Regions from separate parts of the Homo sapiens genome. Here region 2 is linked to region 1. A link is a contact called in ENCODE Hi-C or POLR2A ChIA-PET data. All regions are on one chromosome and are shown on one strand. The core of a region is the stretch at or near the end of the contact, and the rest is flanking DNA. Distances in the headings are between cores, read along the strand shown. Region 1 holds the start of DDX54 (DEAD-box helicase 54). Region 2 holds the start of RFC5 (replication factor C subunit 5).

Region 1 (6,294 bases), core at 1,857-4,356:
CAGGAGAAACCAAACCTGCCAACACCTTGATCTTGGGCTTCCAGCCTCCAGACTGTGACAAAATAAATTTGTGTTGTGGCCAGGCGCGGTGGCTCATGCCTGTAATCCCAGCACTTCGGGAGGCCAAGGCAGGTGGATCACCTGGTCGGGAGTTCAAGATCAGCCTGACCAACATGGAGAAACCCCGTCTCTACTAAAAATACAAAATTAGCCAGGCATGGTGGCGTAATCCCAGCTACCAGGGAGGGTGAGGCAGGAGAATCGCTTGAACCTGGGAGGCAGAGGTTCAGGTTAGCTGAGATGGCTCCACTGCACTCCAGCCTGGGCAACAAGAGCAAAACTCCGTCTCAAAAAAAAAAAAAAAAAATTAAGTCAGGCATGGTGGCATGTGCCTGTAGTCCCAGCTACTCAGGAGACTGAGGCAGGAGAGTCGCTTGAACCCGGGAGGTGGAGGTTGTGGTGAGCCAAGATCGTGCCACTGCACTCCAGCCTGGGCAACAGAGCGAGACTCCATCTCAAAAAAAAAAAAAATTGTGTTGTTTAAGCCACCCAGTCTGTGGTATTTTGTCATGGTGGCCCTAGCCAACTACTGTGCTAATCTTCTGTGTCTTTGTCCAAACCACTGATAACAATAAACAGGACAGAGCCCTGTGGCTCACCACTAGACACCTCCCTCCAGGCTGATATTAATCTGAAACAGTCCAAATAATCTAATTCTAATCTAATTAATTAACAACAATAACAATTTGCATTAGTTCCTATTTTTCTAACTTGTTCATAAAAATGCAGCAAGAACCATTTTCAATTTTTTTTTTTTTTTTTTTTTGGAGACAGGGTCTCACTCTGTCACTCAGGCTGGAGTGCAGAGGCGTGATCTCAGCTCATTGCAATCTCTGCCTCCTAGGCTCAAGTGATCCTCCCACCTCAGCCTCCCGGGAGCTGGGAGTACAGGCGCACACCACCACACTTGGCTAATTTTTGCATTTTTTATAGAGACACAGTTTCACCACGCTGCCCAGGCTGGTCTCAAACTCCTGAGCTCAAGTGATCCCACCTCAACCTCCAAACGTTCTGGGATTACAGGCATGAGCTACCCCATGTGGCCAAAACCCATTTTCAAAATGACTTCAGAAACACCACATCTATGTCATTTCAAGGATCGAACACATTAATATTAATAAGCTTATGCAAATTTCTCTGTGATCTTATGCCTCAGCTGACTCCTCTGGGCCTCAGATGCCCAGTTTGTGACATTTGGGGATAGGGAGTTCACCATCACAACCATCAACACTACCATTTATTGACAGCTTTCTAAGTATTAGGTTACTGTGCGAAGCACTGCAGACCCCTCTCTCATTTAATCCATCAACAATCCCCCTAGGTAGGAATAATTGGTCCTATTTTCCACATGAGTAAACTGGCTCAGAGAGGTCAAGATGCTTGCCCAAGGTCACAGAGCAGGTGAACACCAGAGCTGTAACTGGAATCCAGGTGGCTGCACTGAGTACAGGATTTGCATCTCCCTACCCCATTACCTGTATTTGTTCTTCTTCCTTGGTGTGAGGGTGGGGGTGCTGCCCCTTGAGGGGGTGGTCTCACAGCTCCCCTTTGCCCCCAAGGCCTTCGATGCCTCCTTGCCCACGCCTCTGGTTCTGTTAGCCTTCTCCACCCAGGGCGGATCGAAGTCCGGTGGGGTAGGCCGGGTGCCTGCTGGGCTGCCAAACAGAGTCTCATCCACATATGACGTCCTGGCCTTGACCCGGTAGCCACCTCGGCAGCGGTGCTGAAGGCCGAGGGTCTGCATCCCACTGACGGCCAGCTCCACGGGGGTCTTCATGCTGCCTGTGGTCCCTGGTGACAGCAGGTGTGCTCTGCCGGCCAGGCCCTGCTTCCGAGGCTCCCTGTGAGAGGAGGTCAGAGTAGCACCCCTGAGCCACAGAAGTGCTAATGGAGGAAGACCGGTAGTGTCTGAAGTTCTCATCCCAAGGGTTTAGTTCTCTCTCAACCAGTCTCTCAAAGGGGAGCTGTCAACTTCAGGGGGCATTTTGGAAATTTCTTTGGCTTTTTTTTAGTTGTCATAATGGTGGTGAAAGGGGGGCTACTGGCAATTATTTACAGAATGACTCTGGCGGTGAAGGAGAGATGACACCTGTGTCTATTTAGGCACCAACCAGAAAACACACTATGGTGGTAGGGGAGACAGGCACTTTCCTATGTGTACTGATGGGGGTGGGGGCAATGACAGCCAGCGTGGATCCCATGCCTACCTCCTGCAAAGAGCTTTACAAGCATTGTTTCATTTAATCCTCTCAACAGCACTGTGAAGTAGCTTCGAATTTGTCCATTTTACGGATCACAAAACTGAGGTGAAGTCACATGTGTAGGTCACACCTATAAAGCTAAAACGGTGGAAGTGAAATCTGAGTCCAGAGCTTGTGTACTTGGCTACACTGCTATCGGGAGATCACCGCCGCCCCCACCGCCCCACATTCTGCGACTCCCAAATCAATGACCCGATTAAAAAGTGCCCGAGGTCCCTGCATTTTTGGGTTGTTCTCCTACCTGAGCATCTTGGCTCGTAGGCATCGGGATCCTCAGGGACCCGTCCCCGCACCTTCTTCCCACCAGGTCTGGACCCGTCGGTGAGGGCGCGGGGGCGCGCGGTGCATCCGGGATCCCCGTCAATCTGCAGCCCGGAATGCCTGGGGCCCCGGACCCCCGGCAGCCTAGGCCGTCCCGGGGCACCGCGCGCGGACGGACTCACCCGAGGAGCCGGCACAGGCTACGTGTGAACGGCCCGCGAATCCAGAAACCCAGAACCCAGCACTTTGCACCCAGCAACCAGGGAGCAGCCAGCAGCACTGCGGACGCGGCCCGGACCATTCGCGCCCGCGGATGGGGGGAGTCCGCCCAGGGGCGGGCGCCACGCTCCTGAGGCCCAGGAGGTCCCTAAACATGGAGAGGGTCCTCTGGTGCCACTCACTCAGGTGCGTGTGTACTAGGCCGCCGAGGGCCGCAGGCACTGGCGAAAGCTCAGCGGAGGTCACGTGGTCACCGCACCTCCCCCCCCCCCACGCAGTTGGTGCGCTCCTCAGGCCACGCCCCCTTCTGCGTTCCCAGCGCGCGGCCCGAATGGCGGCCGACAAGGGCCCGGCGGCTGGACCTCGGTCGCGAGCTGCCATGGCCCAGTGGAGGAAGAAGAAAGGGCTCCGGAAGCGCCGAGGCGCGGCCTCCCAGGCCCGCGGCAGCGACTCGGAGGACGGCGAGTTTGAGATCCAGGCGGAAGATGACGCCCGGGCCCGGAAGGTAGGCGCGTGGGGCTGGGACGCATGTTCGGGCCCGAGACCCGGCTCCGGGCAGCGCCTCGAGGCCTCAGTTTCCCCAGCTGGGGATTGGGCTCCGCAGAGTGTGGGGAGGGAGGCTGCCGACCCGAGGACCGGTCTTGGGACCGCCGGCCTGAGCACGTGTCTCGGGGCTTGTCAGGCTCAGGGTTCCGCGGCCAGAGCCTTGGGATCCCGGGGCTGGAGCCTGCGGGCCTTCCTGCCGGGTTTTGGTCGCGCGTCTCTCATTGGCTGCCTCCTGCTCGTGGGGCGGATCCTGGCTCCCTTTCGCCCAATGAAAAGTGCGGGTGCAGAAGATCTGACTTTGAGAGTTTGGAGCGTTCTTGGGAGGTTGAATTAAGGGGAGGCCAGACTGCGTGGCTTGAGACAGTGTGACGCCTCCAAACCTCTGGGAAACGAATTAAAACAATTTTTTTTGAGACAGAGTCTTGCTCTGTTGCTCATGCCGGAGTGCAGTTGTGTAGCCACGCCTTGCTACAGCCTCCGCCTCCTGGGCTCAAGCGATCCTCCCACGTCAGCCTCTCCGGTAGCTGAGACCACAGACATGCGCCACCACGCCCGGATAATTTTTAAATTTTTTGTAGAGACGGGGGTCTCCCTATGTTGCCCAGGATGGTCTCGAACTTCTGGCCTCAAGCAGTCCTCCCACTTCTGCTTCCCAAAGTGTTGGGATTAACAGGCGTGAGCCCGGCCAGTTTGTGTTTGTTGACCGTTTACTATGTGCCAGGCTCCATGCTAAGAGCTGTACGAGCCTTATTATTTAATCCTCACACCAACGTTGTGCTAACACCACCAGCAACTGTCATCTTCATTTTTCTACAGGAGGAAACTGAGGCCTAGAGGGTTAAGAAATAGTCAAAGGCCTGGTGTAGTGGCTACACGCCTGTAAACCCAGCACTTAGGGAGGCTGAGGTGGGAGGATTGCTTGAGGTCAGGAGTTCAAGATCAGCCTGGGCAACATAGGCAGACCCCGTCTCTACAAAAAATTAAAAAATTAGGATGGCCGCGGTGGCTCACGCCTGTAATCCCAGCACTTTAGGAGGCTGAGGCAGGCGGATCACCTGAGGTCGGGAGTTCAAGACCAGCCTGGCCAACATGGTGAAACCCTGTCTCTACTAAAAATACAAAAATAGCCAGGTGTGGTGGCATGTGCCTGTAATCCCAGCTACTCGGGAGGCTGAGGCAGGAGAATCGCTTGAAACTGGGAGTCAGAGGTTGCAGTGAGCCGATATTGCACCACTGCACTCCAGCCTGGGTGACAGAGCAAGACTCTGTCTCAAAAAATAAAAATTAGCCTGGCTTGGTGGCGCCCACCTGTGGTCCCACCTCCTGGAGAGGCAATGTGGGAGGATCACTTAAACCTGGGCGGCGGAGAGTACAGTGAGCTGTGGCTACACAACTGCACTCCATCATAAGCAACAGAGCAAGACTCTGTCTCCAAAAAAAGAAAAAAAAAAAAAAGGGAGATCCCATCTTTACAAAAAAAGAGAGAAAGCAGCTTGACCAAGACCTCACAGCTTGTGAGTACAAGAGCCAGGAGATTCAAACTTGAGACTGTCTGATTCCAAGGCCTGTGCCGTTTCCATTACTGAATGTCATGTGTATGCACATGAAGGGATGGGTGTGAGCACCAATGGGGCAGAAGGGCTGCGCCCATTATTTCCCACAGTCCTGTTCCCAGCGGGTGCCTGGCACCAGGTAGGCTCAGGGCAAGATGAGTAAGTGGACATTTATATGAAGAGAAAGGATCACACTCCAAGGCAGGAACTAGAAGAGACCTCATCCCACTGTCCCTCTCTCATCTTCCAGCCTAGCCAGTACCTGGCACACAGTAGGTGCTCAACAAATGTAGAGAAACTACTAAAGGTAATGAACAGCACAGGCGGGCAGAGGTGGTTATTACCAAAGAAGAGGAGTCTAAGTGTAGTTCAGACCAAGGGCTTCTCACGGCACTGCCCTGTGTTCAAATTTGGCCCAACCTTGCACTGGCTGTGGGACATTGGAGAGGTTGCTTAACCTCTCTGTGCCCGTTTCCACATCCGTAGAAGGCAAGTAAATGATTATATATGTTTCAAAGGTTGTTGGCCCGGTGCCGTGGCTCATGCCCGTAATCCCAGCACTTTGGGAGTCCGAGGAGTGAGGATCACTTGATGCCAGGAGTTCGAGACCAGCCTGGGCAACATGCATGGCGAGACTGCATCTACAAAAAATACAAAAATTAGCCAGGCATGGTGGTGTGTGCCTGTAGTCCCAGCTACTTGGGAGGCTGAGGTGGGAGGATCACCTGAGCTAGGTGAGCCGTGATTGCCCCACTGCACTCCAGCCTGGGAGACTGAGTGAAACTCTGTCTCAAAAAAAAAAAAAAAGTGTTGAAAAGACCAAAGGAGGCTGGGCGTGGTGGCTCATGCCTGTAATCCGAGCACTTTGGGAGGCCAAGGTGAGCGGATCACTTGAGGTCGGGAGTTTGAGACCGGCCTGGCCAACATGGTGAAACCCCATCTCTACTGAAAATACAAAAATTAGCCGGGCTGGTGGCATGTGCCTGTAGTCCCAGCTAGTTGGGAGGCTGAGGCAGGAGAATTGCTTGGACCCAGGAGGTGGAGGCTGCAGTGAGCCAAGATCCTGCCACTGCACTCCAGCCTGGGTGACTGAACGAGACTGTCTCAAAAAAAAAAAAAGAAGAAGACTGAAGGACATGCTGTTCATACATTCAGTAGCTATTGCAGGCGCCTGTGTGTCCCAGGCACCTTGTTTTCATGTACCTAGAGCAGGGGTTGGCAGACCTATCAAGGGCCAGATGGTAAATCTTTTTTTTAGGTTTTGTTGGGCCATATAAGATCACTGTCTTTTTTGTTGGATTTCTTTTTCTTTTCTACAACCCTTTAAAAAGTAAAAACCGTTCTAAACTCACAGACTGTTCAAGACAGGCCATGGCTCTGCCCTAGAGGATTGT
Region 2 (6,294 bases), core at 1,522-4,021, 4.8 Mb before region 1:
ACAACTGGAATTCACTCAATAGCGCAGCCAGTCAACAAGTATTTATTGAGTGCCTACTGTGTTACAGGCACCTTTCTGGGTGCTGGCAACATCTGTGAACTTAAATGATTCTCCGTAATGCTATTTTTACTCCACTGTGTTGCAATTTTATGCTCATGTTTGTGACTTACCCACTGGACTGTAGCAACCTGAAGAAAATGAATGAATGATCTTAAAGCCACATTCTACAAAGCGCAATCAGATTCTTTGAAGTTATTACTTAGGAGAGACAACATCACCAAGCAATTTATACAAGTCGCTCAAGCAGGACAAGAGCAACTGACACATGAATACTTACTGGTACTCAGAATGTCCTGATGAGAAATGAGATCATTCAGGGTCTGTGGCCGGTATTTTTCAACCCTGAAATACAATTTAGTATGTATTATGACATATATAAATGCAAGAATATTTTATGTGCAAAAGAATCCTTGCAGGTCAGGCACAGTGGCTCATGCCTGTAATCCCAGCACTTTGGGAGGCCAAGGTGGGTGGATCATTTGGGGTCAGGAGTTCAAGACCAACCAGCCCGGCCAACATGGCAAAACCCTGTCTCTATGGGTACCTCCTAGGGTCTTTGTAAGGATAGAACAACTAACAGGGTGTCTGCTAACCCGATAATATGCCATTCAATAAAAAATACCAAAAAATACAAAAATTAGCTGGGCATGGTGGCATACCCCTGTAGCCCCAGCTACCCCGAAGGCTGGGGTGGGAGAATTGCTGGAACCCGGGAGGCGGAGGTTGCAGTGAACCGAGATTGCACCACTGCACTCCAGCACTCCAGCCTGGGCGACAGAGTGAGACCTTGTCTTAAAAAAAAAAACAGAATCCTTTCATATCCTAATTTAAAAAGGAAGAATAAGAAAGCACTTTAAGTTTGAACAGACCAGTGGTTCCCAACCACAGGTGATTTTGTCTTCCTAGGAACATCTAGTGATATCTAGAAACATACTTAGTTGTCACAGGTGGGCAGAGGGTCCTATGGCACTCAGTGTGTAGTCTCCAGGAATGCTGTTAAACATGCTACAGTGCACAGGACAGCTCCCCTAAACCCACCCAGAGTATCTGGCCCAAAATGTCAATAGTGCTGAGGTTGAAAACTCTGTTCTAACTTCATCTTTCCAGCTGTTTGCCTATAATCTCAACCTGATGGGCACCTACTATTGCAAAGTGCATTTGAAACTGAACTCCTACCCAAATAGACTTCAACAGAAGAATGGATAGGTAAAATCTCTTCTGTCCATACAATGGAATATGATTCAGCCATAACAAGAAATTAACTACTGATACAAGCAGCAACATGCATGAACCTTGAAAACATGATCCTGAGTGAAAGAAACCAGACACAAAAGGCCACATAGTGTAGGATTCCACTTACATGAAATGTCCAGAATAGGCAAATCCATAGATAGAAAGCAGATTAGTGGTTGCCAGGGGCTAGAGGAAGGGGAGAATGGGGAGTAACTGTCAATGGGTAAAGGATTTCCATTTGGGGTGATGAAATTTTGGAACTAGATAGCGGGAAGACTCCACAACAGTACACTGCATTCTGAATGTACTTAATGCCACTGAATTGTACATTTTAAAATGGTTACAGGATGGGCTTGGTAGCTCGCCTCTAAAAGTCCCAGTTCTTCGGAGGCTGAGGCAGGAGAATGGCTTGAACCCCAATGTTTGAGGTTACACTGAGCTGTGATCACACCACTGCGCTCCAGCATGGGCGACAGAGCGAGACCCTGTCTCTAAAAAAAAAAAATACGTAAATACATAAAATAGTTACAACTGTCAATCTTCTGGGTTTTTTTTAACCACAATAAAGACAAATTGAACTAGTTACTAGACAATGACAACTTGCAGCTTTTCGAAGCCAAGCCAAATTGCTTCAAAGTCTTGGAAGCATTGCGAGAACATAGCTGTTTAAGTAGGATGGTTAAGAGTACAAGATCTGAATTCAGACTTCCTAGATTCACCTCCAAGCCAATTTTCTCCCTTGGACCATAGGGAAGTCATTACATCTTTCTAAAATGCAGTTTCCTCCTGTGTAAAATTTGAAGCGGTGCCTACCTCCTACGGTCTTTGTAAGGATCGAACATCTAACAGGGCGTCTGCTAATCTAATAATATGCCATTCAATAAAAGTTGACCAGGGAGCGTTATTACTAGTTTAAAATGTGACCAATAGTCGCATCGCAGGTTTTGAAGAGTGGGAAGAGGGCATTTTGGCATGGAGGCCATTGCAGGCGTCAGGAGACGCGGGATCGAACCCCTGTGCTGTCACCAGGTGCGAAAGCCGCCTTCTTCTTCGGCAAATGGAGCTGGGGGTGAAAGGGTGAGAACTGGCAAAAGCCCTAAACAGAACGGACGAGTCTGGGTAGCTGGGGGGTGTCGGGGGAAACCTCTGCAGGTCGGTCCCGGCTGCAGGCCTGGAGACGACGGGAAGAGGTCGGGTTGGGGTCCGGTCACCTGCCACCCCAGCCACCTCCTCCCCGCGCGGCCGCCTGGCCCCCTCTGCCCACCGCCGCCGCTCGGCCTCCTCCTACCAGGGCAGGTTCCTGATCTTGGTCGCCGCGGGCTGCTCCTGCTGCTTGAGTGCTGAGGTCTCCATGGCGGGGAGACGAAGGTGACCAGATCCGCTGAGATCGTCGCGTCACCCAAGCGCCTGCACAGTGACCAGCCGCGACCTGACCCTGAGACCCTGGCACTTACAGTTCGCGCGCAAAAGCAACTCTCGCGAGACGCGGCCACCAGTTTCCGACTTCCTCCCTCGGTCCCGCCCCCTCGCGTTGCTAGGGCGTCGGTTGCTAGGTTACCGGAGGCGCGGGCCGCCAGCGTCCCTCCAAGCTCCGCCCCTCCAGCCTGCTCTGAACTCTCAGATACCCAGGCGCTTCCAGAGCAGGGCAGCGGGAGAGGCAGGGCCCCCTGCAGCCCCAGTCATCATTACATATTAAGATCTCAAGGCCAAAGCCAATTCCTGCCATCGCCAAGCTTCAAACACTTAAATTCAAAGGAACAAAAGCTGCCGGGGCTCAAAAAAAAAAAAAAAAATCTAAGAAAAAAAACAACACCGAGTAAAACGGCTGGGTCTTGAATATAGATGCCTTTGCGAAAGAAGGCTTGAGATACCTCTCGGCCCCCAAGCTGGGAGGTGAATATTTGGAAATGAAAACAACCCCAAACAAACACAACTGCAACCTACCTATCTCCGGAATCCGTGCCCCTCGCCCAAAAAGTTTAGGGAACCAACCTCCAGAAAACGACTCCAGAGAAAAACAAACAGAAACTTCCAGTTGGGTTAATCTGTGTCGCTGGAAGGTCTAGTTCATGAACACAGAGGACAAGGTCCTTGTGATCTGAGATACTGAGGAGAATCGATATCAACATTTTAGGTTTTTTTCCTGAGGCGAGGAGAATTCTAGATCACTTTTATTTTCTTCTTTTTTGTTGGTCTGTATTTTCTTTTCTTTTTTTTGGTGTCTTGCTCTGTCACCCAGGCTGGAGTGCAGTGGCGCTATCTCGGCTCACTGCAACCTCTGCCTCCCGGGTTCAAGCGATTCTCTGCCTCAACCTCCGGAGAAGCTGGGATTACAGGCGCGCGCCACCACGCCTGGCTAATTTTTGTATTTTTAGTAGAGATGGGATTTTGCCATGTTGGATAGGCTGGTCTCGAATTCCTGACCTCAAGTGATCCACCCGCCTCAGCCTCCCAAAGTGCTGGGATTACAGGCGTGAGCCACTGCGCCTGGCCTGGTCTGTATTTTCCAGCAATGAGCATGCAAAGCATCCATATTGAAGTCTTTTCTTTTTTTTTTTCTTTTAACATGATGAGGAAGACAAAAATCCTGGAGGATTTTTGAGGCTGGCCTGGGGTCAGCAGTGTTCTGATTAGGAGGTAGCAATACTCTTTGCATAGGATTACATCACTGTCACCTGCTTCAGGAACACAGCAGAGGGACAGTGGCAAGTATGTGATGGCAGTTATGGCTTCACCCTAGCCCCTGCCTGGGGACCCCGAAGAAGGGGATCAGCTAGGGCTTGTGATGTGACAGTGCCCCTACTCTGCTTGCTCCCAGGAAACTTTAACACTGGGGGCTTAGATCATTAGCATGCCATTTTTAAACTTTTCTTTCTTTCTTTTAAGATAAAACTGGTTTTATTCATTTTTATCTCCAGGAAGGGAATCATAAATGATTAACAAGTTTTTCTTAAATACTAAGGCTAAAAATCAGCACATGTTTACAATTAATTTGCTGACACATGCTGAGGTGAGATATAGATGCCTCTGAATTAAAGTTATAGAAACACATTAAATATTTGTCATGTATTGCCAAATTCTGGGGTCTTTGAACACTCCTGGGGTTTTGTTCTGTTTCGTTTTTGAGAGAAGGTCTCACTATGTCACCCAGGCTGGAGTGCAGTGGCACAATCACGGCTCACTACACTCTCTAACTCCCCGGCTCAAGTGATCTGCCTGCCTTGGGCCTCTTAAAGTGCTGGGATTATTGGCATGAGCCACTACACCCAGCCCACTTCTGTTTTTTAAAAGGCATAAAATACAAGTGATGGGTATAAAAATAAAGGAAAACAGCTGATACAATTTTAGAAAACAACTGATACAATAACTAAGCAAAATTATGAAAGATTACTAAAGAAATAAATGGTGCTATACCCTCCTCACCAACGATCTAATTGTTGAGACGCAGGCTTCACACTGGGGTAAAATCCTAAAGGGTGGCTGATATGGTTTGGCTCTGTTTCTCCACTCAAATCTCATCTTGAATTGTAATCCCCAGGTGTCCAGGAAGAGAGGTGAGTGGATCATGGGAGCGGTTTCCCCCATGCAGTTCTTGTGATAGTCAGTGAGTTCTTACAAGATCTGATGGTTTGATAAAGAGCTCTTCCTACTTCACTCTTTCTTCTCTCTCCTGCCGCCTTGTGAAGAAGGTGCCTGTTTCCCCTTCGCCTTCCACCATGATTGTAAGTTTCCTGAGGCCTTCCCAGCCATGTAGAACTGTGAGTCAATTAAATCTCTTTCCTTTATAAATTACCCAGTCTTGGGTATTTCTTTATAGCAGTATGAAAATGGACTAATACAGTGGCTTTTGAAACTAAAGGAGAAGTCATCAAGAAAGCATTGCTTTGGGTGTCAGAAGACCTGCCTCGAATCAGTTCAACTCTAAAAATCTTTACACAGCCTATGGAGAGAAACCTAAGCAAGTCCCCAAATCCTCAAGTGTTCCAGGAGAATGAAAAGAATTATAAAGGCTAAAGAATTATTAGAATCAGTGCAGTGAACATGTAGACCAAAGCATTCCTACATGCCAGGAAAATGGTGCATTTGAATGTTTTTGCTTCTCATGAGAAAGGCAATTTAAGTTGCAAGGCAAAGGCAAACTTTTGAAGATGGCCACGTGGACTCTGGATCCTTCTCTCTTTGTTCATGATTTGTTCTCCCTTCAGTGGTTTTGCTCCTTGCCAAGCATTAGGTACCCTTGGGGTGGGATGCCACTTTTTCCACTTAGCCTTGGGCAGGTTTCTTCTCTCCTTATCCAATAATATTTACTCAAAGATTGTTGTAAGGATTAAATGAAAGAACAAATGTGCAGCATCCAATACATCGCCACCCTACTCTTCCCTTCCCTCCTAACACTCTCCACCCAAACTGTTCTGGTTTCAAATTTGTCCTCTGAAACAAAACCCAAAGGATTGGCTAGTGGAACTATGCCATAATCTGCCCTTATTGATGGTTAAGGCCATCCTTACCATCATGGTACGAGCCATTCATGGTAAGAACCATCCTTCTAAGGACCTTTGCATTAGAAGCATGATGCTGCCACCTCCTTGAGCTGGAAGATTCAAAAAAGAACAGAACAACTTATCATAAAACTCTGTGTGCATCTGCTGTTCCGTTAACTTGGAATGTAGAATTCTCCTGTGTTGACATTAGATTATATGTTGCAAAGTCATCTATTGTATGCCTTCCCAATGGAATGTAAGCTCATTGGAGGAGAACCTTGACTTACTCACCACTGTACTTCTGGGGCCTGAAACATTGCCTGGCTCAAAGGAAGTACTCAACTCATAACTGTTTGATGAATGAATGAATGAAAATGGCTCATATCCATTAGGCAGTTTCTATGGCCGAGACACTGTTCTAAGCACTTTACGTTTATTATGATCACTCAATTGTTACAAGAAGCCCAAGTTACTATCATTGGCCCCATTTTGCAGATATGTTAGGTACCTTGCTTAGGTT

The links. A loop is a pair of places that touch in the nucleus more often than their neighbours do. ChIA-PET counts read pairs that join two places held with the same protein, here RNA polymerase II (POLR2A). Pooled maps may share reads with other maps.
Region 2: a map of naive thymus-derived CD4-positive, alpha-beta T cell shows a loop between it and region 1 (17-fold over the local background). The contact joins the promoter of RFC5 here to the promoter of DDX54 in region 1. A Hi-C loop is called at or near these places in 1 of 168 maps with a recorded cell type or tissue (naive thymus-derived CD4-positive, alpha-beta T cell) and 8 of 50 pooled maps. POLR2A ChIA-PET finds 5 or more read pairs at or near these places in 2 of 52 experiments (Panc1 and activated T-cell).

What each region holds. Positions count from the first base shown.
Region 1 is chr12:113,182,290-113,188,583 of GRCh38, reverse strand. It overlaps DDX54 (DEAD-box helicase 54), which reads left to right and starts at 3,106. Exons shown (of 20, transcript NM_024072.4): 1 at 3,106-3,306. The coding sequence starts at 3,133. RITA1 (RBPJ interacting and tubulin associated 1) reads right to left here and starts at 2,863. Exons shown (of 4, transcript NM_032848.3): 1 at 2,563-2,863; 2 at 2,268-2,399; 3 at 1,536-1,901. The coding sequence starts at 1,837. RefSeq lists enhancers at 1,222-1,871, 1,872-2,522, 2,523-3,172, 3,210-3,289 and a silencer at 2,580-2,719.
Region 2 is chr12:118,013,180-118,019,473 of GRCh38, reverse strand. It overlaps RFC5 (replication factor C subunit 5), which reads right to left and starts at 2,771. Exons shown (of 11, transcript NM_007370.7): 1 at 2,582-2,771; 2 at 338-402. The coding sequence starts at 2,646. RefSeq lists a silencer at 2,480-2,529, enhancers at 2,894-3,063, 5,271-5,440 and a cis regulatory region at 5,355.